Linked DNA regions of Homo sapiens: regions 2, 3, 4, 5 and 6 are each linked to region 1. The links are chromatin loops, found by intact Hi-C in ENCODE. Cell type or tissue: dorsolateral prefrontal cortex. All regions are shown on one strand.

Region 1 (4,000 bases):
TCCAATGATCTCTCCATGATGCCCCTGTTTGCTTTTGTTTTCTTTCCTTCTTACCCTACTTAAACTCAGGAGAGCTTGCTGGAATTTAAACGAAGCCAGGGAAGAAGTCTCTGATGCAAAGAAGCAGTCTTAGGGAGACAAATGGCCTTTCATATTCCCTGGGGCACTGCTTCAAAGCAACCAACACAGATGTACAACTTTGGAACAAACATGAATCACCAACCAGACACCAGCCCCAGTCACAGCAAAATTAGCGGGCAGACATCACAATACGTCCCACAGATCCAGGGAGTGAGGAGGGGTGTGGGCAAAGGGAAGGCTGAGGACAGGCTTAATAAGCAAAATGAATATACCACACAAACTGAAATACAATTAGGAAGAAAATGGAATCTACAGTAGCAGAAACAAACACATAAATAGGGCCATTATTTGTTTAGGGTAATTTTTGCCTCTGCCTTCATCAGGACACATATTTCACCTTTAGGCTGCTTTATATTTTAAAAAAATCATTATAAAAGAAATATAAGAATATTATATAAAACGTAGACAATAGAGAAAAGAACAACATCATTACTAGCAGTTTATTTTTTTCTCTTCTGAATATTTTTTCTCCTGCAGGTTTGGATCTTGATTTTTTTCACAAGTATTTGTTATGTGCTACAGTTTTCAGAATTAGCATTTTCCATGAGCTGCTTCATTCAGTTGCTGTATCACAATTTTCTCAAGCATTTTCTCTACTTTCACTCTTCATATTTGCAATTCTGAATAATGTTGCAGTTGATAACTTTGAGCTTGTAGCTACTTCAACATTTAAATGAGGTCACACAGAAGTTTCAGATAGATTAAGACAGGAAGTTACTCACAAGTTTCTGAATATTTGATTGTGACTTATACCTGCCTGGAAGGGGTTGCCCATATATACACGGCATTGAAAGTGGCCTTTTCCCTGGGTCCAAAGACCCTGCCAAGCCCTGCTCTCTGATCTTCAAGATTATTTATGTTGCCTGCTCACTTGGATCTGCCTTCTTCTCCCTGCCTCTGCCAATATCCCTGGACTGAATCAATTGCTCATCTGAGACCTAATGTTTTAACAGCCTTCTCTTGCATTGTATCTAGTGTTCTCAGCTCTTCCAGGCAGTGATGGTGGGTGATGGGCTGTATGAGAAGTGGTGCTTCCCATAACTGGAATGTCTTTCCCATTACAGTCTCCATTGAGCTAGTATCTTCAAAATTCAGTTCATGCCATCTCCCAGAGTATGCGCTCTCTGACACTGCAGTCCAGTTTGATTTTGACACATGCTCCTCCTCTGTGCTCTCCTAGATTCCTTTACCATAGTACTTTATCACAGTACTTGCAATTCTGTTTTAATTCTCTATTTATTTACTGCTCCCCAATACATTGTTATCTCCAAGCCAGAAGGGACTCAGTATTACTAAGTATTACTCATTCTTGTATCCCAGGCACCTGGGTCAGAGCCTTGTAAACAGTAGGTCTTCAAAAAATGTGGACAGAACCAACTAAAATATACTATAACTTACTGCGAAATGTTTCTCCAATCCCTCCCCTCTTTCTGCTTCCCTATACCCACCTCAGACCCCACTGCCTTGTGTTTCTGCTGTTTCCTTTAAATGAATCTACAGAGATGTGTCATTAATTTATTTGTTCGGCCTTGTGAGACAGTGATCTAAATAAAATAAGATACATTTTTTAGAAAGCACTGCTATGTTCTCCCTGAGCAAAACAAATCTGCATAGAAATATCACTGGCTTAGCTGTTTGAGATGGTCACATCTTTACACAAACTCGCAGGAGGAGAAAAGCCTTCTTATACCAGCTTGTGTCTGCCATCTTCTCATCTCTTCATTTTTCAATATGAGCAGGAACGTTCTCTGGCCCACAGTTATTCTCCTGGTGGTTTCTATTCCTGGGGAATCCTTGCAAAGCCAGCCCTGAGCTGGTGACACGTGAGCCAGCAGATGGCAGCAGACTGCCACACTGTCCTTAGGCTGCAGGCCCCAGCCTCCAAGCCCAGCAGGTGGGGCTGCTGGCAATTTTGGAGGGAGAAACATAACTGAAGCCTTATTCATAAGCCTGGGAGGAAAAATCAGGGATAAAGAAAAGAGCCACAAGGTGTACCATGAAACCTTTGATTAACCTAAGAGAAGCTCTACTTCCTAGAATTCAAGTTAAGCCAGGTGGTCGCAGAATTGCCTGCAATTGTCCCCAGGGTGGTTGTTTCCTGATCCCCAATTACTTGCACAAACTCCAATTTCTGTAACAAAGACTCATGAAGCAACATCCTAGGAATAATTCATTTCTGAACCAGAGGAGATTTTTCTTTCGCAACTTAGTCATTCTCTAGGTGAACCTCTTTGGCTTATTCTAACAAATAACCCGCTAGAAAGACTGCAAACTCCACAAAAGAGATTCAAATCCACAGGTCCGCAGAATGGTTCACTGCCTTTTGGGAGAGAGCTCTTGCTGTCTCAATTTTGCTTTTCTTTCTTAGAAATTACTCACTGAGTCTCTTTTATATCATTGAATTATAACAACTCTGGCAGGCTAATTCTTTTTGCCTCATTTCAAAGAAGAGAAAATGGAGGATCCAAAATGTGAAGCTTCATTTGAAAAATGTGAAGCTTCATTTGAAAACTGCTAAGGTGTGACCTCTTTTCATTACACCTTACAATCTGTGCCCTGACCCCTCAGATGTCCCCTTAGACTCCTTGATTCCAGAACCGGCCATGCTAGACTATACTCTTGTGTTTACTTATCTCTCTCACTCCACCAGATGGTGACCTCCTTGAAGCAGGAATGAAGCCTTCATTTAGTTTTGTAGTCCCAGGGCCTAGAGCTGAGTATCACACCAAAAGGCACATAACAAATATTTGTTAAATGAATGCAAAGATCTTATAGTTTTTTCTCGCATCTGACAAAAAGCCAGTTTCATTTGGATTAAAACCTCTGGCAGGTGATGACCTCAGTGGAGCTCTTAAAGGGAGTCACTAGGTTCTTCTTTCCGCATTCTCCCTTCAGTATCCCAGGAACTCCGTCCTAGGAGTTTTTGCTTACAGAAAATGTTTCTATAATAAGGTGTATGTTTCTGTATAGAGTGTGTGTGTTGTGGGGGTAGGCATAGTCATGAAAAAATGCTGTGTTTCTTAAAATTTCTATTGGAAAATATTCTCCTCGGTTGTACTCAGAAACTAACTGTATCGGGAGGCTGAGGCAGGAGAATCACTTGCATCTGGAAGGCGGAGATTGCAGTGAGACAAGATGCGCCACTGCACTCCCAGCTGAGCAACAGAGTGAGACTCAGTCTCACAAAAAGAAAAAAAAAGAAAAAGAAATGAATGTCTTCAAATGCTTGTCTATCATTTTAATAAAAACAAATAAATATTTATCCATTTACTTAAGTGATTATATTGGCTATCACTTCAAATGTACTATCTGATCCCTATAGACAGAGAAGTTTAACAGGCACATGTGTTTTTACCCACAATGACAATGACCCATCTTTCTATAATTAGTCACTGCAGGCTGCAGCCAGTCCTAATTTCTAATGAAGGACTAAGCTGTGAAAAACACAGCCAGCCTAATATAGAGCCCACGACCTAGACGAAGGCAGGCAGAACTCCTCTGGCCACAGCTACAGCAGAATATTACAGTTATGCCATAAGAATTCAGTTCCAAAGTCTATGACTTCCCTTCCACAGACTAGGAAGACGAACTCTGATGTTCAGCTCATCTGAAGTCTAGAAGCAGCTTCCATTGCTTTCTCTTCTTCCAGGGCCTTTGAAAATTACATTCATGGCAGTAATCCAAAACTGCTTTCTCCACAGAAAGGCTCAACCAGAGGTAGCACAGGAATGCTGAAGAGCTCTGAGATTCTAGGGATCCGGCTTCTACTTCCAGCTCTGTGGGGGAACTAACTGAAATGAAACAGGGGCTCCCTGTATCCTGCCCCCCACACCTCAGTCTTTTCCCACAGAAATGAAGT
Region 2 (4,000 bases), 280 kb after region 1:
TTTACCATAGCTTTCCTGCCATTTTGCAAACATACCAGGCACACATCCTCATTTCAAGGCCTTTGACTTTTTGTTCTCTCTGCCAATAACTCAGTTTTTCTAGACAGATGTATGGCTGGTTTCTTTCTTTCATTCAAGTCTTTGCTCAGTTTTTTCCCTCTTCAAAGAAGGCTTTTGGACAATTCCATCTAAAGTAGCAAGCCTCCACCATTCTCTAGCCATTTGCCTAGACTTTATTTTTCTCTATATTATTATGAAACATCCTACCTATGTGTGATCCACATATGTCACCTCTACAAATACAAGCTCCACGGGCAAAGGTTTCATCTGTTTTGTTTCTTGTCCAATCTCCAGTGCCTAAAACAGTGTACATTTAGGTCCCTAATAATTTTTTTAATGAATAAATGTTTGGACTTACCAGGAGTCCAAAAATGTTTTTTATTGATTTGAGCTAAGTTGATACATGCAAAAGTATATGCCATGTATCCAGTGGAAGTTGAGTTCAGAGAGAGGAGCCATTATAATGATTTTATATATTTACAAATCTTTACAGTTTATAAAGCATGTTCACAAGCTTTTTTCTGTTTACTCCTAAACTTCAAGCTTTCTAGAGATACCCAGTGGCCTCAGAAGACACTGCTCAAAATTGCAAATGTCTCTAAGTTAGAAACTGGTGCCCTTGACACAACGTAGGATAGCATTTAAAAATATGGTCATTATTTTTGAATGTGTATGTTTGAAAAAATATATTTTTATATATATTTTTAGCCTGGATAAATTGGTATTAGTCTTATCTTTCTTTCACAGATGATGAATCTGAGGCTCAGGGAATCTGCCTAAAGTCATGACCTAAAAAATGCAAAGCTCAGTCTAACATTCAAGGCTGTCTGACTCCTAAAGTGATGTTAAACCCAAAAGATACATTCCTTGGCCAAGAATAAAAAACTTTCAACCTCAGCAATCACAGACAATCTATTTCAGCAATCTCTTCTTGCCTAACTTTCTCTTTCTCAAAAGTTAATATAGAATGCTATCTTCCATATCCACCACCGACAGATAATGGAGATGGTGACCTATCATTCTTGCTAGTGCCTTGGGCTTCTTGGAACTGTGTTCTGCGAATTTACTGCGCTGCCACACAAAAGCAAATACTTCCTTCTCAGTCACCGATGCACTGATACAGTGAAACAACAACTCTAAAAGGAACTTCTGGAATCTCCCCCGCAGTTCCCCTGTTGAGAAAAAGATTCTCAGGCACAGGCATTAAACAATTGCTCAGACATAAAGAGCTAAAAATAGCAAATGCAATAATAAAATGTAGACTTTACAAAGCATTTTGTATTTTGTTAAGATAGCCTAGACCAAATCAAATATGTGAGCCAGGCACGTGGCTCATGCCCGTAATCCCTGCAGTTTAGGAGGCTCAGGAGGAAGAGAATTGCTTGAGCCCAGGAGTTTGAGACCAGCCTGAACAACATAAAAAGACCTCATCTCTACCAAAATAATAATAATCATATATGTGAAATAGACGTGGTAAGGGATAAAGGAACTCAACTATCAAAATTACTTTTTTACTGAATCGTCGAATTCAACCTGTTTTGCTGTTGATGGTGAGGCAGTGTGCAGTAGTGAGAAAGCCTGGGGATTTATTAATCAGCACCCTCTTCTGACCCTCATGAACTAAGGGGTGAGTTAGCCAACCCAAGCTTCTGCCTCCTCATCTGTAAAAATGGGGGTAATAATACCTACTTTACAGGATGATGTTATAAAAATAAATCTAAGTAGAGCAAATAAAGAATCTAAGCTATAATGAGTAGCCAGTAATGGTACTTAATATTAATGTTAATATTATTTTTGCACTCTCACCTCCCATCTGCAAATGAGTTAATTGACATGGACCTGGTGGTGTAGTCAGCAGCAGTTTTAATCTCTCATATCCGACAGGAAGCTCATGGACTTTGTGGGTTCTTTATCCTTTATGTCAAAATAGTACCCTACCTATTTCTCAGTAATATCATTGAAAAGCCCATTTAAAAAAATTCAGATTTCTAGAAAATTACCATACATACACACTATCAAACACAACAGTACCTAGTCTTCTCAGAATGAGGTGATTGTTACAGAATCAGAAACAATGAAGCAAATATAAAACATGTATAAATGCTAATCAGAGAGTATTGTTTTCAAAACTAAATTTCAATGAATGTCATGTAAGTGAAAAATAGACAAGGTCCACATTTATGCAATCCTCAAATGATTATCCATTTGAAAGAGATGTGCTGTATATTTAAACCTACACAAGGCACAGCGGTGTTAGCCTACAGGAAATTAACAGTGCAGCAATGCTGCCCTCTTGTGTTGGAAAATAAAACAAAAGAAAATATTTTATTTCTGCATCTGGGAAGCACAGAACACACTCAAATTTAAATGATTAAATACCTTCTGTAATACTTTTCTGATATGCAGTTACGAACATTTGTTTCAAAAGAAGTTTTAAATATAACTATATAAGTCATAACTACAGATACAAAACTGCAGATTACTGCAGATATACAACTGCAGATAAAACAGGTTAAAAAGATAAGGTAACACTATGGTATTTTGCGTGTGTGTATGTGTGTGCGCGCGCGCGCGCGCGTGTGTGTGTGTGTGTATCACATTATACCAACATACTAAAAAACTTAGTCAAAATGGACACATTATTAGAAAAAACATAACATTAAAACAGTATTAAGAATAAAGAGTAGGCTTTAAATAGGTTAAAAACGAATCACAGTTTTAAAAAATCTTCCCATGAAGAAAATATCAGACCCAGATATTGTATAGGTGAATCCTACCACATTATTTATAAATTTTAAACTCTTCCCCAAAAGATAAAAAGAGGGCACAATCTTCAAGTCACTCTAAGAGCCTACCATATCATTGATACTTTTTAAAATACCACAATGTGGGAAAAAAATATCAGTCAACTTCACTTATGAAACTAGATGCAAAAAAATTAAATAAAATATAGGCAAACTTTCCAAATATAAATTTAAAACCATAATAATATATCTTGACCAAGTTGAGCTTATTTTAGGAAGGAAAAGGCAGTTTATCATTAGAAAATATATTTATCACCATATCAATAAATTTTTTAAAAAAACCATCTCAATAAGTGCAGGGAAAAATATAATTTAAAAAAAATCCAACACAAGCATATTTTTAAAAATCTTATAAAGCTAAGAACGCAAAAAGCGCCCATAACCTAATCAAATGCATCTATAAAAAGCCTACAACAGACATAATCTGATTGCAATTCCCTGTACAATATGAAACAAGACGAGCATGACTATAATAGCACTTCTTTTCAGCACTGTACTAAACACCCAATACAATTACAAGAAAAAAATTAAAGGAGTAAAGATTAGAAGGGAAGAAACACAGTGTTAATATTTGCAGAAAATGGATTTTTATGTAAAACACAAAAGATTCTCAAGACAAGTTATTATGCATAATAATCAATAACAAACAGCTGGTTGTAATGTCAAAATATAAAATCTAATTTTATTTCCATGATCAGCCACAGATTGAAAATATATATTTTTAAAATATACTAGTTACAATAGTAGCAAAAGTGAAGTAATGTAACAAAGAGGAGCAAGACCTAAGAATAATAATTATAAATATTTTCTAAAGACTTTGACAGACCTAAATAAATCAAGAAATACAGAATGTTAATAGATAGGAAGACACAATACCAAAAAAATGCCAATTTCCAGAAATGGCTTTCTAAATTCAATACAATTACAATGAAAGTTATAACAGGTTTTCATAAAATTTAACCAGTGATTTTAAAATTTACATGATGAGTACAGGAGCAGGAAGAACTCACCATTTCTGAAGAGTGACAGAGTAGGAGAAAATGCCTTACTGATATAAATTACTAATTAGGCTCAGGGACAGACACACAGGCCAAACAAATAGAGAGCCCAGAATCAGACCCCTGCATAAATGATAG
Region 3 (4,000 bases), 75 kb after region 1:
GGCGAAAACCCTGGAGAGATTATAGGTCTTTTTCATCACAGAAGATTAGAGAGCAAAGAAAATATCTATGTTACACAAAGAAATAACAGTGTGACTGGAATAATGAATTCAACTTTCAGATTTGGTGCCAACTCCCCTGACTGCTCTAAGCATGCTGGTGTATATTTAAACTTTCACCGCTGGCCCAGGAAGACTGGCCTCTAAGCAGATACAATAGCACTTAAAGGCCACTGAAATCACAATTAACCCGACACAACAGTATTAGGTTCAAAGATCCTCTGATCCCTGAAGAACTGATGGCATTTCCCAGAGTGACAAATTATACTCCAAAGGCATTCAACAGAGAGGACAAGGGTCCTGGCATTCTGGATTTCTGAGTAAAATGTAGATGACTCATACTGAAAAAGATTGGTTTGCAATCAAATGAGAAGGCATGTTTGAATGGTCTCCCCTTTGTCTGTTTTTCAGGGCACAGTGTCATTTATCTTCCTTCTGGATGCTGATAATCCTGCATTTTAGTTGGATCTGTGTTCCTGGAAGGGATGCCTTATTTCCTTATTTCAGATTTGCCTCATAACTCATCTTCTTGACCTCACAATGTCTCAGAGAAGCTGACCTCAGGACAGGACTCATTTTGTGCAATAGTAGGAACAGGTGTAAAAAATAATACAGGTACACAGATGGTCGAAACTTAATTGTGAAAAACAGTTTCTAACTGGACTTCCTCTTATGCCCTTGTCCTGCTACAGTTTATTTTCAAAATAGCATCTAAGATAACTCTTTAGAAATGTAACTCAGGTCACACATCGTTAACCAGCTGAACATCTTCCAGTTGGCCTCCCTTCTATTCACAATGACAGCCAAAGTTCTTACAACGGTCTCCAAGACGGTAGGTACGGTCCTCATTCCTCATTCTCCCCATTCCCCACACTGCTGAAGCCACAGTGACCCTTTGTGGTTACTACACCATGCCAGGCATGCTCCTGCCTCTGGAATTTTTCAGTGGCTTTTCTCTCTGCCTCATGTGCTCTTACCCAGTTTGCTCCATAGCTCACTCCCACACTTACTCAGTCCTTGTTCAAATGTCACCTCGTTATCAAGGTCTTGTCTGACCACCCTACCACAACAGCACTCTCTTTATTTTGCTTTTTTTTTCTCACAACATCACTGTCTAATATACCATATATTTATTATATGTATCATCTGTACCCTTGCACTAGAATGTGACTCCAGGAGAAAGAGGATTTCTGTATTTTTTCACTGCTTTATTGTCAGTGCCTACTGTAGTGCCTAACACAAAGTAGGAACTCAATAAATATTTGTTGAAAAATGAATTAATTTATAAATGAATAAAAGCAAATGCCAGTCTGGAGGTTTTCAGCTAATGAGAAAGAAGATAGTTGGTCTAGTTCATAATAAATAGAAGTGATTTTCATGAAAATAATATTTTGGGTCAGAGTGAATGTTCAAGGTAACTCTCTTACAGGAAAAGGCTTTATTTTCTCAGGTTGTTTGGAGAGTAATATAATTTTTGAGAAGGACTGAACAGAAAAGAGAGAGGCATTGGTGCATATGTTACATTTAATCTAATCTGGCAATACAATGACTTTTGAGAATGCTACTAAAGTATTGTTTTTAGATTATGAAGAAAATATAAAATTAGCAAAGATGATCTAGGAATATTGGATAAGGAGAATTTTAAAGATGACATGTGGCTAATTCACCACATGATTCACGCTAATTTACCACCATAACCACAGGGAGAGACTTTGCTTGTACTCTTGAAAATGGAAAGGAAGTAACCTATTTTCTTTTTCACTTCCATAGAAATATCAAAATGCTTAAGTTCCCTTTTAAATAACTGCTTTATTAAGATACAATTCATATGCTGTAAAATTTACATTTATAAAATGTCCAATTCAATGGTTTTTAATATATTCACAGTTTACAACCATCACCACTATCACCCCATGTTCATCACCCCAAAAGGAAACTCCATTTCCATTTACTCCTAACTAACAGGGAGTGGCCCATTCTGAATATTTCATGTTAATTGAATCACACATTGCATGGGTTCTTTCACTTAAAGTTTTAAAAATTCATTCATTTTGTAGCATATATCAGTACTTTATTGCTTTTTACTACCAAAATAAATTCTATTGTACTCATATATCACATTTTGTTTATGTTGATTGTCATTGAGTTGTTTCTACTTTTTAGCTATTATGTATGAATAATACTTTTATGAATACTCATGTACAGGTTTTTGCATGAATTTATGTGATCATTTTTCTGGTATATAAACATAGGTGTAAACTTGCTGGGTCATGTTGTACTTTATGTTTAACATTTTGAGAAACTGGCAAACTTTTCCAATATGGTCACACCATTTTACAATCCCACCAGAAATGTATGAGAGTTCCAATTTCCCTACATTCTCTCCAGCATTTGTTATCGGCTGTCTTATTGACCATAGCCATCCTAGTGGGTGTGAAGCAATATCTCATTGTGGTTTTGATTTGCATTTTCCTAATGACTAATGGTATGACAGTCTACTTTCATATGATCATTGTCCATTTGTGTTTCTTCTTTGGAGAAATGCCTATTCAAATCCTTTGCCCATTTGTTAGTTACGGTCTGTGGCTTTTTGTTGTTGAATTGTAAGTATTCTTTGTGTATTCTAGAAACATGTCCCTTATCAGATACATGATTAACAAATATTTTCTCCCATTCGGTGGGTTGTCCTTTCACTTTTTTTTTTTTTTTTTTGAGACAGAGTCTTGCTCTATTGCCCAGGCTGGAGTGCAGTGGCACCATCTCAGCTCACTGCAATTTCCACCTCCTGGGTTCAAGCTAGTCTCCTGCCTCAGCCTCCTGAGTAGCTTAGATTACAGGTGCACGCCACCATGCCCGGCTAACTTTTTTATTTTTAGTAGAGGTGGGGTTTCACCATGTTGGTCAGGCTTGTCTCTAACTCCTGACCTCGTGATCTGCCCACCTCGGCCTCCCAAAGCGTTGGAATTGCAGGTGTGAGCCAACCCGCCCAGCCCCCTTTCACTGTTTTAATAGCGTCCTTGGAAGAACAAAAAGTTTTTCACTTTAATGAAATCCATTTCATCTATTTTTTCTTTGTCATTTATGTAATTGGTGTCATAGCTAAGAAACCATTGACTAACCCTAGGTCATGAATATTTACTCCTGTGTTTTCTTATTAGATTGTTATGCTTTTAGCTCTTACTTTTAGATCTATGATTCACTTTGGTTAGTTTTTGTACATGGAGTAAATTAGAAGTCCAATTCCATTCTTTTGCATGTGGATATCCAGTTGTCTCTGTATTATTTGTTGAAAAGGCGATTCCCCCACTCCCCCATTGAATTGCCTTGGCATCTTGGTCAAAAATAGATTGATTATACAGGCATAGATTTATTTCTAGCCTCTCAATTCTATTCTATTAATCTGTATATGTCTACCTTATGTCAGTACTATACTACCATTTTAGTAAATTTTTAAATTGGAAAGTGTGAATCCTCCAATTTCTTTTTTTTTTTTCCCCTCAAGGTTTGATTTGTTTTTTATAGGTCCCTTGCATTTCCATATGAATCCTAGGATCAGCTTGTCAATTTCTCCAAAAAAAAGAAAGCAACTGGAATTTTGATAAGGATTATTTTGAATCTGTAAACGAATCTGGGGAGTAATACCATCTTAAAATTTGAGTCTTCCAATCCACTAACATAGGACGTTCTTCTATTTATTTAGGTCTTCCTTAATTATTCTTCACCATGTTTTGTAGTTTTCAGCATAAAAGTCTTGCACTGCCTTGGCAAATTTATTTTTAAATATTTTATTCTTTTTGATGCTATTATAAAGGGAATTATTTTTTTAATTTTCAAATTATTCATTGCTATTATATAGAATTACAATTGATTTGTATGTATTGATCTTATATCCTGCCACCTTGCTGAACTCTCATTTATTAGTTTTTTTTTAGTTTGTGTATGT
Region 4 (4,000 bases), 85 kb after region 1:
AATTTTGAAGCAATTTCAAATGCTTCCCAGGAAAGTGTAGGGAACACTTAATTCATGGCCTATAAAGACAGGGAATATTAGAGCTTTTACGTTATTTCTACAGGAATAAAAGACACTACCCCAGTATGCGAGGATTTGAGGCACCAGGCAAAACCCTCAAGATTACTCAAGCCCATGTCGAAAATCCTATTATCTATAGCACTTTACAAACAGATTGTCTGAAGTGGCTTTTTAATACTTGAATTTTCTCTCCTTTTTAAAAAAGTTTTATTTTGGCCAGGTGTGGTGGCTCATGCCTGTAATCCCAACACTTTGGGAGGCCAAGGCAGGTGAGAGGTCAGGAGTTTGAGACTAGCCTGGCCAACATGGTGAAACCCCTTCTGTACTAAAAATACAAAAAAAAAAAAAATAGCTGGGCGTGGTGGCACACCACCTGTAGTCCCTGCTACCTGGGAGGCTGAGGCATGAGAATTGCTTGAACCTGGGAGGCAAAGCAGTGAGCCAAGAATGCGCCACTACACTCCAGCCTGGGCAACAGAGTGAGGCTCTTTCTCAAAAAAAAAAAAAAAGTTTTATTTTATTTATAAATGACCTCTAATAACTGTGCATATTTATGGGGTAAGTGTGATGTTCCAATACATGTACACATTATGTAATGATCAAATCAGGGTAATTATCACATTCACCACTTAAAACATTTATCATTCTTTGTGGTGATAACTTTCAAAATTCTCTCTCGTAGCTATCTTGAAATATACAATACATTTTTATTACGTGTCACCTTATTGTGTAATAGAACATCAGAACTTGTTCTTCCTAACTGTAAGTTTGTACCCTTTTGCTAACTTCTCTCCATCTTCCTTTACCCACTACCCTTCTCAGCATCTGGTAACCACTATTCTAATCTCTACTTTTATGAGATCATCTTTTTTAGATTCCACAAATGAGTGAGATCATGCAGTATTTGTCTTTCTGTGCCTAGCTTATTTCACTTAACATAATGTCCTCCAAGTTCAACCACGTTGCCACAAATGACAGGATTTCATTTTGTGTTATGATTGGATAGTATTCCGTTGTGTATATATGCCATGTTTGCTGTATTCATTTACCCACTGATAGGCACTTAGTTTGATTCCGTATTTTGGCTATTGTGAATAATGCGGCAATAAACATGGGAGTGACAATATCTCTTTGACATACTGATTTTCTTTGAATATATAACTAGTAGTGGGATTGCTGGATAATATGGTACTTCTAGTTTTAGTTTTTTGAGGAAACTCTTTACTATTTTCCAGAATGGCTGTACTAATTTACATTCTTACCAACAGTATATGAGTTCCCCTTTCTCTACTGGAGTGTGGTTTTGATTTGCATTTCCCTGACAATTAGTGATGTTGAATATTTTTTTGACATACCTGTCACTCATTTACATGTCTATTCAGGTCTTTTGCCCATTTTGAAATAGCATTGCTTGTTCTTTTGCTGGATATTAACCCCTTGTCAGGTGCACAGTTTGCAAGTTACCTTTTCTCATCCTATAGGTTATCTCCTCACTCTTGATTGTTTCTGTTGCTGTGCAGTAGCTTTTAAGTTTGGTGTAATACCATTGTGTTTTCTCTGCTGCCCTTTTAAGTTTCACTGGGTCAAAAGTTTAAAATTTGTGAATTCCTATATTTTTAGGGCAATTCTCCTGCCACTGTTGGAATTATGCCTCAATCTATGCAGTAGAATATTAGTGTGAAATGCTTCTGTACCAATGGAGATGATGCTGATGTCTCTATCATAAACCCATACCTCATCAACACAAACTGCAATTACACAAGTGCTCTAATATCATGTATCTCCATTTATCCAAAAGAATCTGAAATCATGTTCTCAAAATACTTCCTCAGAATATGCTAGAGATATCAAAAAATATGAAAAGATGATCACTTTTTACATGGGCTTTGATCATGAAAAAAAAACACTTGACTTCTAGTTAAAAGGTTTATATTTAAATCTCATTCTTTCATTCAATATCTATTTGTTGGACACCTACAATATTATAGCACTGTTCTAGATGTTGGGAATACAGGAGAAAACAAACCTCTTGGAATTATATTCCACTGAGAGAAAGAGAGATCATAAATAATTAAGCAAATATATACTATATTGACCAGTAAGGGAATAAGGAAAATAAAGAGGGTTAAGGGACAAAAAGCTGTAGGATGAGGAAGAGAGATTACCTTTGAGTAGAATCAGAAGGAGTTGAGGGAATGAATTATGAGAAGGTCTGGTAGAGGAAAATTCTAGACAGAGCCAGTAAATGCAAATACCTTAAGGTAGAACTAAGTTTGAACAGAAAGGTAGGGCCCAGGTCATGAAGGTCTATAAGTTCTAGAAAAAACTGGGTTTTCATCAGAATGTAAAGGGAATACCACTGGATCATTTGAAAGTATCACTTTGGCTGCACTGCAAAAGGAGCTAGAAAGGAAGTGAAGAACCAAGTTAAAAAGCTGTTCCAGAAGTCTAAGTGACAATAAAGGTGGCTTTCTCTAGGTTGGCAGAGGTGTAGGTAGTAATAACTAGTCAGATTCTAGGGACGTGTGGACAGACAAGATGCTGCGAATGAGAAAAGAGAGGACTTAGGGATGACATCTACATTTTCAGCTAGGGCGGCATCTGTGCATGAATTTAGCACCACTTGCTGAGAAGGGGAGCACTGGCATTACAGCAGGGTCCTCCAGGGTTCAGTTTTAGGATTGTAAGTTTGAGATGCCTATCTAAAGAGAGTTAAGAAGGCTGTTGGCTACACAAGTTTAGAGCTCAAGGGAGAGAACTGGGTTGAAGATAGAAATTGGGAGCCATCAGCTTTCAAATCATGTTGAAAACTAGGGTCTGGTTGAGATCACCTTGGGAGTAAGAGAGACAATAACTGAGGAGCGGGACCATTAAAAGTGTGGAGGAGCAAAACCCAGTGAGGTAGGTGGGAAACCAGTGAAATATACTGTGTCTGAAGCCAAGTGAAGAAGAGTGTTTCCAGGAGGAGAGAGTGAATAGACACGATGGGCATTCCTAATGACCTTGATAAAAGCAATTTCAGTGAAGTTGTGGGAACAAAAACCAGATCTGACTTGACTGACGCAAGAATGTTAGGTGAGAAAGTCAAGATAATGAACATAGACAACTCTTGGGCTTTGCTGTAAAAGAAAGAAGATATACAGGTTTGTTTGTTTTTTTTTTCTGATGGGGAATGTGGAGTCTAAGGATGGAGATATTAGAGAATGCTTACCCAGTGAAGATAATGGTCCAATGTAGATTGAAAAATTGAGTTTAAATAGGATAATAAATGTGAGTATACTTTGTAAATTAAAAAATGCTCAACAAGTGTCAGGTGTTTGATTTTGATCTAAATGAGCATTCACTGTCTAACCTTTCTCAACAATGTCTCACAAAACATTGTATCATGTCCCTATTATAAATATTTATGATGACATCATAAACACTCTCCTACTTCTTGTTTGTGTGCAACTTATAAGAGTTGCTTTGTTAGCCACAATAATAGCTATTGAGACCGAAAAAGGATTAAATTGTTCATGTACCAATGAACTCACCCTTTTAGGTTCCTTTCACTCACTCATTCCTAATGAATCTGAAGCCAGATAAAACCACAAATGCCACTTTTTAATCCACTCTAACAAAAATATATCAAATGTTTACTATATTAAGGTAATATTAGGTTTTGTGATATTTACACTTTAGTTAGGATAATAACATTTAGACACTGAATCAACCTGTCTCTCAAGTTTATCTTTACTTCATCCCTTTTCTACTTCTCCTGATTCTGTCATGTGCCAAGTCAAGGGCATGGATTAACATTGGTTTTGTAGAAGCATAAAGTACAAGAAATCAGGCAGGGGTCAGAAATAAAAACAGAAGCAGGTAGTAAAACATCCTTATGTGAATTTAGATGATAAATGTCAGTAATGATTTTAAGCAGGGAATATCATGGTTTGATTCA
Region 5 (4,000 bases), 190 kb after region 1:
GGATGAGGAAGAAGCAGGACTGGCAGAAGAAAAGCTGAGCTTCAATGCAGGCCCCACCACCTTGGTAAACCCAACAGAACCTCAGAAGATGGCCATACCTTTATACCCCAACCTTCATCAGCTATGAAAGTAGGCTGCCCTAAGGAGTGAATAGTATGACTTTGGATAAAAAGGCAGGAGCTGGGAAGTGTTTCTTTTAAGAGGTATCTGGATGCTACATCACCTTGTCTACCACAATACATGAGTGATAATAATCTATAAGTAAACATTTCCAGAAAACATATCAAATGTTATAGAAAAACGTTATATCTTCTATTCTTGATATAAAATTCTGCTTGGCAATTTATCCAAATCAGCAAATAACCAAATAATATCAACCCTATTTGAGATGTTTTTGAAGGTCAAAAGTAGCATTTTAATAGCATCTATTCATTCACTTTGTAAACTGTCATCTAATTATATATTTACATATATATAATAAATGTTTTCTACCTCTGTTCACAGTCTTCAAACATGAACAAATTATTCTTTTTCAGCGAGAGGAATAAAGGAAAAGAAATCTTCTCTTTTCTCTTCATTCTGAAATACTAAAATGAATAATTTATATTCCCAGATTCCGTTCCCTAATCTTTCCCCCAAAATAGAAATGTTCACTCCATGGAGCAGGGTTTGAATTTGGTTCTCTCCTATACTGACCCAATAATCATGAGGTTGCTATTAGTTTCCCTATTTTAAGGTGAGGTCGAGTGACTTGTCACAGATTCTAATACTCATTATTCAAACACATTTTCTATCACAATCTTCAATACTTTCACTTATTTTGTTTTCTTTCAAATTTAATTTTTTTTAATTTTATTATTATTATACTTTAAGTTTTAGGGTACATGTGCACAACGTGCAGGTTTGTTACATATGTATACATGTGCCATAAGAGAGACTTCAGGATACAAAAAGTTGTTCCAAAGGCAAAAACATACTTATACTTTAGAAGAAAATTTAACTTTTAAAAACAGAAAAGTCATCATTTCTTTGTACCCACACAAGTGGTGATCCAGTTTTTTACATTTCCATTGGGAATTTTCTGTGTCTAGATTCCTCACTCTGCCTCAGGCTGTTCTTTTCTTAATTCAGTCCTTCCTGTGTAGTTTCTTTATTCTCATTTCATGGCACCTCTTCCTCCCATTGCTTTTCCCTTCCTCATTTTTCAGTCTGTCCTTTGGATGTCCATGACAGGGGCAGCATTTGTTTCTATAGTAACGATGATGCTCCTTCACGGATCTCCAATACCTCGATGTTCTAACACAGCCATTCAGGATACCCTGCCTTTCATCATTTTTAGTCAGACAGGAAAAACTGAAGGGATTCTTTTTAACAAAGGTGTATCTCAGAACAGAATCAACGTTACATGTTTTCTTGGCCCTGTTAAGTATGCTGTACATCTGGAGGCATTGCTTTTAAAGTAGAGCATGGCTTTGCAATACAAGATTAACATTCTTCCCAAAGTCTATACGGCATTGCGAATATCATACATTAGTAGGTAAATTTAAATGAAATACTTTATGTATGTAGGTGTGTGTGTGTGCATACATGTAAAATCACTAAATATATATGGAGAAATCAACACTGTCCATTATACTTTCTTAGAATTTATTAGGTTCTCACAAAGTTGAGCCAAGAGGCCACTGCTTTGTTTTCCAAATGTCCCAAATTCTATTTCTGCTAAATGATGTCACTAATGTCATGGTTACAACAATACTGCACAGAGCCTCCTTCCTGCCACTGGCCACCGATACAATAGATCATTTAAGCAGCTGAGTCATTAGTAAAAACAATAGATTTTTCTACTGATACTCAATTGAACATATATTTCCAATTGAACATAGAATTCATGGAAATAAATTTTAAAGTTTCCTCATATTATATTAGACAACAGTGTATATCCTGTATTCTTTAATTTGTTGAGGATATAATCTGTCTCCATAAATCCGTATGCTGAATCTCTGAATCAAAGAAACCTAGGTAAAAGGGACTTTTTGTTGCCTATGTCCCAAAACTACTGTCTTTTTGAATTATTCTTCTAAAAATAGTTTTAAATGTATTATTTATTTGTGTGGAGTTTTCACACTACTTTAATTCCTAGCAGTTGTGTGGGAAACGTAAATACATTTTTTTCATCTCTAAAGCAAAAGGTAACCCGGGATCCAATTCGTATTTATACAAAATTAAAGTGAAAGGCATTTTGAGGATGTACACGGTGGTTGAAATGCTGAAATTAAGTTCTTGGCATTACTGGTATCCAACCCCACCTTGCTGCCTTCCACATTTATACATTCAGGAAGCCCCATACCACACTGCAAATGGGCATATCACTTCATTTCCTGCTCTATTCTCTTGAAGGATTATTTAGGAAATCCATGCATATGTGGCCCAGTTTTAGAAAATATCATGTCAGCATACTAATTTTAATACAAATAAGTTACATGTTAATTACATGAGTTTTCATGTTTTTAAATATTAAACGTAGGTCTAGTTGAAAAACCTCCAGAAATAGCCAGGTCTCTTACTTAGATACTCTCTTCAGCACCCTCTATTATTTGGTGAGGCATCCTAAGAAGGTATTTTTGTTACTCAAACCATACTACTCCTGTTTTAAAGCCCATCAGCTGGCAATACTAACACAGACACCACACTCCCACTCTTTTCCCTCTGCCAACAACCAGGCATGGGAAATGTATGAAATCCATGAGGGTAACTGACCTGACAGTTGTAACATTCAGAGATTGTAGCTTTTCCATTCACAATATCTGAAATGAATTTTAGATGATGCTATTTAAAGCAGCACCTCAATTTTACATGTGAAGAAACTGAGGCAAAGAGTAGTGACTTTGTCATGATTAGGATTCAGGTTCACAATAGAATTTAGAGTAGAGCCTAATCTCCTTATTCTACACTTACGATATTTCCACTCTCAGAATAACAATTAATAAATATTTAAAAGTTTACTCAAATATAAGATATGGAGATGTGCTAGATGTAAAAGCACCAAGTTCCGGGGGCCAATGCATTACTGGATAAATCATAGTAGATAGATTGACTAAAGACGGAGAGCTAATTCATTAAGCATTTCTTCCCATCTCCCCAACAATGTAACTTAAAAATGGAGGTGTCTACACTTACCTCTTCACTTCATCCATCACTCACTTACTGATATGTTAAGAGTGGACTTCTTGTGTGTCCTCTGACCTATCAGTGAAAAGGAAGTGATCTCAAGTAGCCTCCCAAACAAAAATATTTAGATATTTTCAAAGATATTATCAGTTATAAAACATCCGAGAATGAAGAGTAATAGGCTGTGAATCAGAAGACTCTATTCCAGCATCTCCACTGCTCCTTGACTATGTGCCCTTGAGAAAGTCAACTCTACTTGGCCCCAGCATCCACAACTATAAAATAAAGGAGCTAGATTAGACAATTACAAAATGCCCACAAGTTCCGTGGTTTATTTCTCCTAGACTACTTTCTTTGTAGTGTAAATCATGTTTAGCATGAAAGTTACACCTTCCAGATAATTATTTTAAAGCATATTGAATGCCATATTTACATTGCTCTATTCTCCCAAATCAAATAATATCTGGTCAAGATTTTTCACCAGCATCCCCAAGTCATAAAAGGATATGATCGTGGGAGCCTGTTTTATTGACTGCAAGAAAAGATTATTCATTATTATGTAGGAGGACAGTGGAGTTGATTGCTCCTTAGCTGTCAGGAAATGGCTCATCTATAAGACTTGGAGTATGGGGGTGGTGCAAAAGGAAAAGTTTACTCATAAATACAAGTGATGCCTGGATAATGGAAGTTTAGTGATCAAAAGCCAAAGGAAGTGATAATGGCAGTCACCCAAACATTGCATTCAGAGGCTAGTACAGGAGGTACAGCAATGAGAGAACCGTGAGCTTTCTGCTTAAGTGAAGTGACAAGTTACTGTGAGGCAACACATACA
Region 6 (4,000 bases), 250 kb after region 1:
ACTAACCACGTGTATTCTGCAAATAAGAGATTACAATTAAACAACATGATGTAATACATCAAGAAGATGACCAAAGAAAATCTGCAATAAAGCCATTATATGAACAGTCCATTGTCAGAAAGCAAGAATAAGCACATCATATATGCCAGGCAAAGTATGTGTTGGCTAAGCATGTGGTATCTATCAAAGGCAAGCTATATATTTCTAGGCGTAACTTTAATTTGCCAATGCACTATACAGTAGATTAAGCAGACAAACATTTTAGATAAGTAGAAAATAATTCAAGTGAATATTAATTTTTAAAAATCAGATCTCCTCAATTTATAATGTTGATTGGCAACCCAGCATGTAGTCACAAAATCACTGTGTTAGAATTGCCTTTAAAATGTACATGCTCCCTATATTGCTATGGTCCCTGCTAGAAAAAACTAAGGTACAGCTACTCAATTTTTAAAGGTACCTTAATCTGAAAGAAAATATAGCCTCCAAAAAAATCTGAAGTGGCCTGGCTTTCACAGTAAAAGTGATTTAATTTCATCGTGTTTTTTCCTTACATTTCATCATTATACTGTTTAAGGACGTTACCCTACTATATTTACATACCTTGTAAACATGTATATTAAAGGTGGCAGGCTCAGTGCAAGTTTTACAGAGGGTTCTTGAATTTATTTGCTGGGTATTTAAAAAATAGCTATAAATTTTAAAGTCCATTTTTTTAAAAAAAGAAGCTCTTAAAGATAACAGCATTTTGGAATCAAAAATTAAAGTAACTGACCATGCAATTTCAGAAGTGGGAACTTAGTTTTCCCTTTCCTTAAGTATTGTAAAGATAAGTCAATAAATCAAAAACTCACTGGTTTATATGCTATAAACATGATGGTACAATACATTAAGTTAGACTTTATACATTATCTTAAAAATAAGTTAGAACTAAGATTAAAACACTTATTCATGTCCCAAAATTATTTTTTTAAAATCACTAACAATCACAAAACAAAAAAGTCACCTACCACCTCAACAGATATGAAACAAAAAACTGACTTTAAAAATTCATTTATTACTCGACTTACCTAGAATTAGCTATGTATTCTGATAAGCAGTAATTTTAAAGACTCTACAGTTAAAAGCATATTTTATCTGGAAAAAGCTAGTAGCACAATGACAATTTAGCACACAGTGCATTTATGTACTCTTCATCTGACCTGGTCTCCATTCATTTCACACTTGCAGTATGTTTTAGGAACAAAACTCAAATGTTCCATTTTCTACACTGCTAGATCACTGGTGCTAATGCGAGAATCTGAAAAGCACTGTAGATACCTCCAAGTCTTATCTTACCATGTATGAGCCACAGTGAAGCGACGACGCTGCCGAATGCTTTTATTCACCAGCAACTTTCTGAAAAAGCATGGTGAGTTCCTTGGTGAACTGCGTGGAGAAATTTTAGGAGATGTAGGTCTGTTTCCTGGTAATCTCGGAAGCTCAAGTTCTAAATGCATTTGCTCCTTGAAAGTCTTTATGCAAACCTCAGGTTCAGAAGCAGTAAGTTCCTTTGAAGAATCTTTTGCTGTCATGTCTTGTAAGGAGTGCTAGCTTTCACCATCCAAAACAAAAATCTCAAACATAGCAGAGACACTGCTGCAGGTCAGAAGACTGATAAGTCTGCAAACTATTTCCAGTTTAATTTACGAAGCTGTGACTCCAATGTATGAGCGTCTTAGAGCAAGAGCAGCATACTCGAAGAATAGCAAGTCAGGCTGTCACAAGGAGCTTTATCAGGCTGGCTTTGCCTCTGAAAATGCGCCAAAGTGCTTCCAATGTCAGTAGCCTCCTTGTGGATGAGGTTTGTCTGCAAGCTACACACTGACACTCACTGAATTCATTCAGCTGAATATATCAACTCATGAAATATTCATAAAGGCTTTTGATAAATCCTTTACATGCATTTTTTTAAAAAAAATCTTATTAAACAAGCTGCATTCACTAATGGATAGTAAGCAAAACCTAGTCACTTGTTTTGTTTGCACAAAGAGCAGACCCAGAATCCGTCCAGCATGTGTAATGTTTAAAGTCTTCATTCAGAATTATCTTGCTCTGTAATGCACACAACAGTAACTCCACCTACCAAATGCTATTGGCCCAGGATTATTTAAACAATTGCACTCTGTTTCCCCCTTAACAACACCCTTCATCGCTTTAGATTTCCACAAAATTTGTGAGGCTAACTGTCTTCATCACAGTAAAAACTGATTAAATCCAGGATTGTCAAAAAAAGCTAGCTAAAATAGCCTTCTGAATTCCATTTTTGAATGAAAGAGCTGATTTGCTGAAGTTTTTTTTTCCTCCCTTCTCCAGAAGATCCAAAACAGCATCAATATAAAAAATGTCAGCGAACAGGAAAACATTGGATTTGGTTCATTCCCCCAAGGAATTTAATGCCCAATCTTTATTACAATAAACATTACCCTCATTCTTCTGTTTAAGCTCATTGTTCATGGGTTGCCAACAGCAGCCACTCTATGCTAGATGCACAGCCACTTTGACAGCAAAGCTCACAAAACTGGAATGAAGGTAACAACCAGGAAAAATGAATACTCTCAGTTAAAGCACAGAGTCCAAAGTCAAGCACTATGCATGTGTTTGTGTGTGTGCAGATAGGTGTACAAGATACTGTATGCTTGTGTGTGGGCATATACATTTGAGAGTGGGTGTATTCTTTGTTCACAAAGAATGCAAGTGAGACTTACGGACAGGCGAGTCCAAAAAATGCCTCAAGTCCAAAAGCAGATCACTGTAACCTAACATGTAGATATATATTGGAATACAGCTTCTATACTTTAAAAGGCATATGAGGAAGTAGAAACAATATAGTGGTGCTTGAAGTTTCTGGATGTTATGAAAAGTCTATACCGGCAATGATTGTCACAAGGGCCAGCCTGATCTCAAATAAGTTTGACAAAGCAGAACTAGGGCTCATCAGCAAGATCAGCAAGAGTGACAGAAAAGAAATGATTCTCGGTAAGACTTCAGTGAAAAAGAGAGACATTTAATTCTCCCACTAAGATGTGAGAGATGTCTTCTACGCTTATAAAATCATTTGGGCTGAGCGTGGTGGCTCATGCCTGTAATCCCAACACTTTGGGAGGCCGAGGCAGGCGGATCAGTTGAGGCCAGGAGTTTGAGACCAGTCTGGCCAACATGGGGAAACCTCGTCTCTCCTTAAAAAAATACAAAAATTACCCAGGCTTGACGGCACACACCTGTAATCCCAGCTACTCAGGAGGATGAGGCACGAGAATCACTTGAACCAAGCAGGTGGAGGTTGCAGTGAGCCAAGATCACGCCACTGCACTCCAGCCTTGGTGACAGTGTGCCTTTGTCTCAAAAAAAAAAAAAAATCATTCATCTGTGTCAGATATTCAGGCTAAAATGTGCTAAATATCTAAAGGACTAAATAAGAGCAGACTAACTCCTACATGTAGGAGCAAGTAAGACCCATACCAGCCCTTGGGAAAGTGGTTGAAACATAGTAGGAAGGGTTTAAATTACTGGTTTACGGTACTACTCTGGAAAGCAGAACATTTCAATAATTAACTAAAATATATTATGAACAAAAGCACAGTTATAGAATTTTAGATTTGCACTGAATCCTAGTAATCACCTTGTTCAGCTTCTCATTCCAAAGACAAGGTAACAGAGCTAGAGAATTTAAGCAACTTACCTAAAATCATATTAGCTGCTGATGTTAGAGCTAAAACTAAAACCCAGGTTTTTTGATTCCCAATGGAATGATCTTTAATTCAATTACAAAATTGTAATTTTGTTCAAGTAGGCTCTAATGCATGTTTTAATATCTAAAGATATTTTAACTGCCCTATTTGAGAAGACAAACTATTAGTAATGTCACAGGAGAAAATATGGCTATAAGCTACCTATTATTTGCTGAATTATGAAAACAAAGCTGGGACTTTCCTCCAGCAATAATATGATTTAAAACTGG

What was found. A loop is a pair of places that touch in the nucleus more often than their neighbours do. Peaks named below come from ENCODE experiments on the same cell type or tissue, not always from the same donor. Only the 100,000 strongest peaks of a DNase experiment are listed, where the experiment ranks them.
Region 2: a loop joins it to region 1, with 14 times the contacts of the local background. A loop is called at or near these places in 106 of 110 quality-filtered maps.
Region 3: it touches region 1 in a loop (3-fold over the local background); 12 of 110 quality-filtered maps call a loop at or near these places.
Region 4: a loop joins it to region 1, with 4 times the contacts of the local background. A loop is called at or near these places in 10 of 110 quality-filtered maps.
Region 5: it touches region 1 in a loop (3-fold over the local background); 3 of 110 quality-filtered maps call a loop at or near these places.
Region 6: a loop joins it to region 1, with 6 times the contacts of the local background. A loop is called at or near these places in 5 of 110 quality-filtered maps.

What each region holds. Positions count from the first base shown.
Region 1 is chr1:66,240,848-66,244,847 of GRCh38, reverse strand. All of the region lies in intron 3 of PDE4B (phosphodiesterase 4B), which reads right to left. Among named protein-coding and RNA genes, the nearest start is that of PDE4B-AS1, 190 kb to the right of the region's middle. In dorsolateral prefrontal cortex, CTCF peaks have their summits at 1,776 and 1,991 (motif pointing right); DNase peaks (open chromatin) are centred at 247 and 1,997; H3K4me3 peaks cover 2,901 bases; H3K27ac peaks cover 4,000 bases.
Region 2 is chr1:65,957,387-65,961,386 of GRCh38, reverse strand. The region is part of intron 3 of PDE4B (phosphodiesterase 4B); the gene reads right to left. Among named protein-coding and RNA genes, the nearest start is that of PDE4B-AS1, 91 kb to the left of the region's middle. In dorsolateral prefrontal cortex, CTCF peaks have their summits at 2,133 and 2,341 (motif pointing left); no DNase peak of the experiment used is centred here; H3K4me3 peaks cover 1,668 bases; H3K27ac peaks cover 2,315 bases.
Region 3 is chr1:66,165,503-66,169,502 of GRCh38, reverse strand. The region is part of intron 3 of PDE4B (phosphodiesterase 4B); the gene reads right to left. Among named protein-coding and RNA genes, the nearest start is that of PDE4B-AS1, 120 kb to the right of the region's middle. In dorsolateral prefrontal cortex, no CTCF peak of the experiment used is centred here; no DNase peak of the experiment used is centred here; H3K4me3 peaks cover 625 bases; H3K27ac peaks cover 3,959 bases.
Region 4 is chr1:66,155,815-66,159,814 of GRCh38, reverse strand. All of the region lies in intron 3 of PDE4B (phosphodiesterase 4B), which reads right to left. Among named protein-coding and RNA genes, the nearest start is that of PDE4B-AS1, 110 kb to the right of the region's middle. In dorsolateral prefrontal cortex, no CTCF peak of the experiment used is centred here; no DNase peak of the experiment used is centred here; H3K27ac peaks cover 4,000 bases.
Region 5 is chr1:66,048,068-66,052,067 of GRCh38, reverse strand. All of the region lies in intron 3 of PDE4B (phosphodiesterase 4B), which reads right to left. PDE4B-AS1 (PDE4B antisense RNA 1) reads left to right here and starts at 1,350. Exons shown (of 3, transcript NR_123718.1): 1 at 1,350-1,537. In dorsolateral prefrontal cortex, no CTCF peak of the experiment used is centred here; a DNase peak (open chromatin) is centred at 1,777; H3K4me3 peaks cover 1,214 bases; H3K27ac peaks cover 4,000 bases.
Region 6 is chr1:65,990,481-65,994,480 of GRCh38, reverse strand. All of the region lies in intron 3 of PDE4B (phosphodiesterase 4B), which reads right to left. Among named protein-coding and RNA genes, the nearest start is that of PDE4B-AS1, 58 kb to the left of the region's middle. In dorsolateral prefrontal cortex, a CTCF peak has its summit at 1,837; DNase peaks (open chromatin) are centred at 1,368 and 1,810; H3K4me3 peaks cover 3,530 bases; H3K27ac peaks cover 4,000 bases.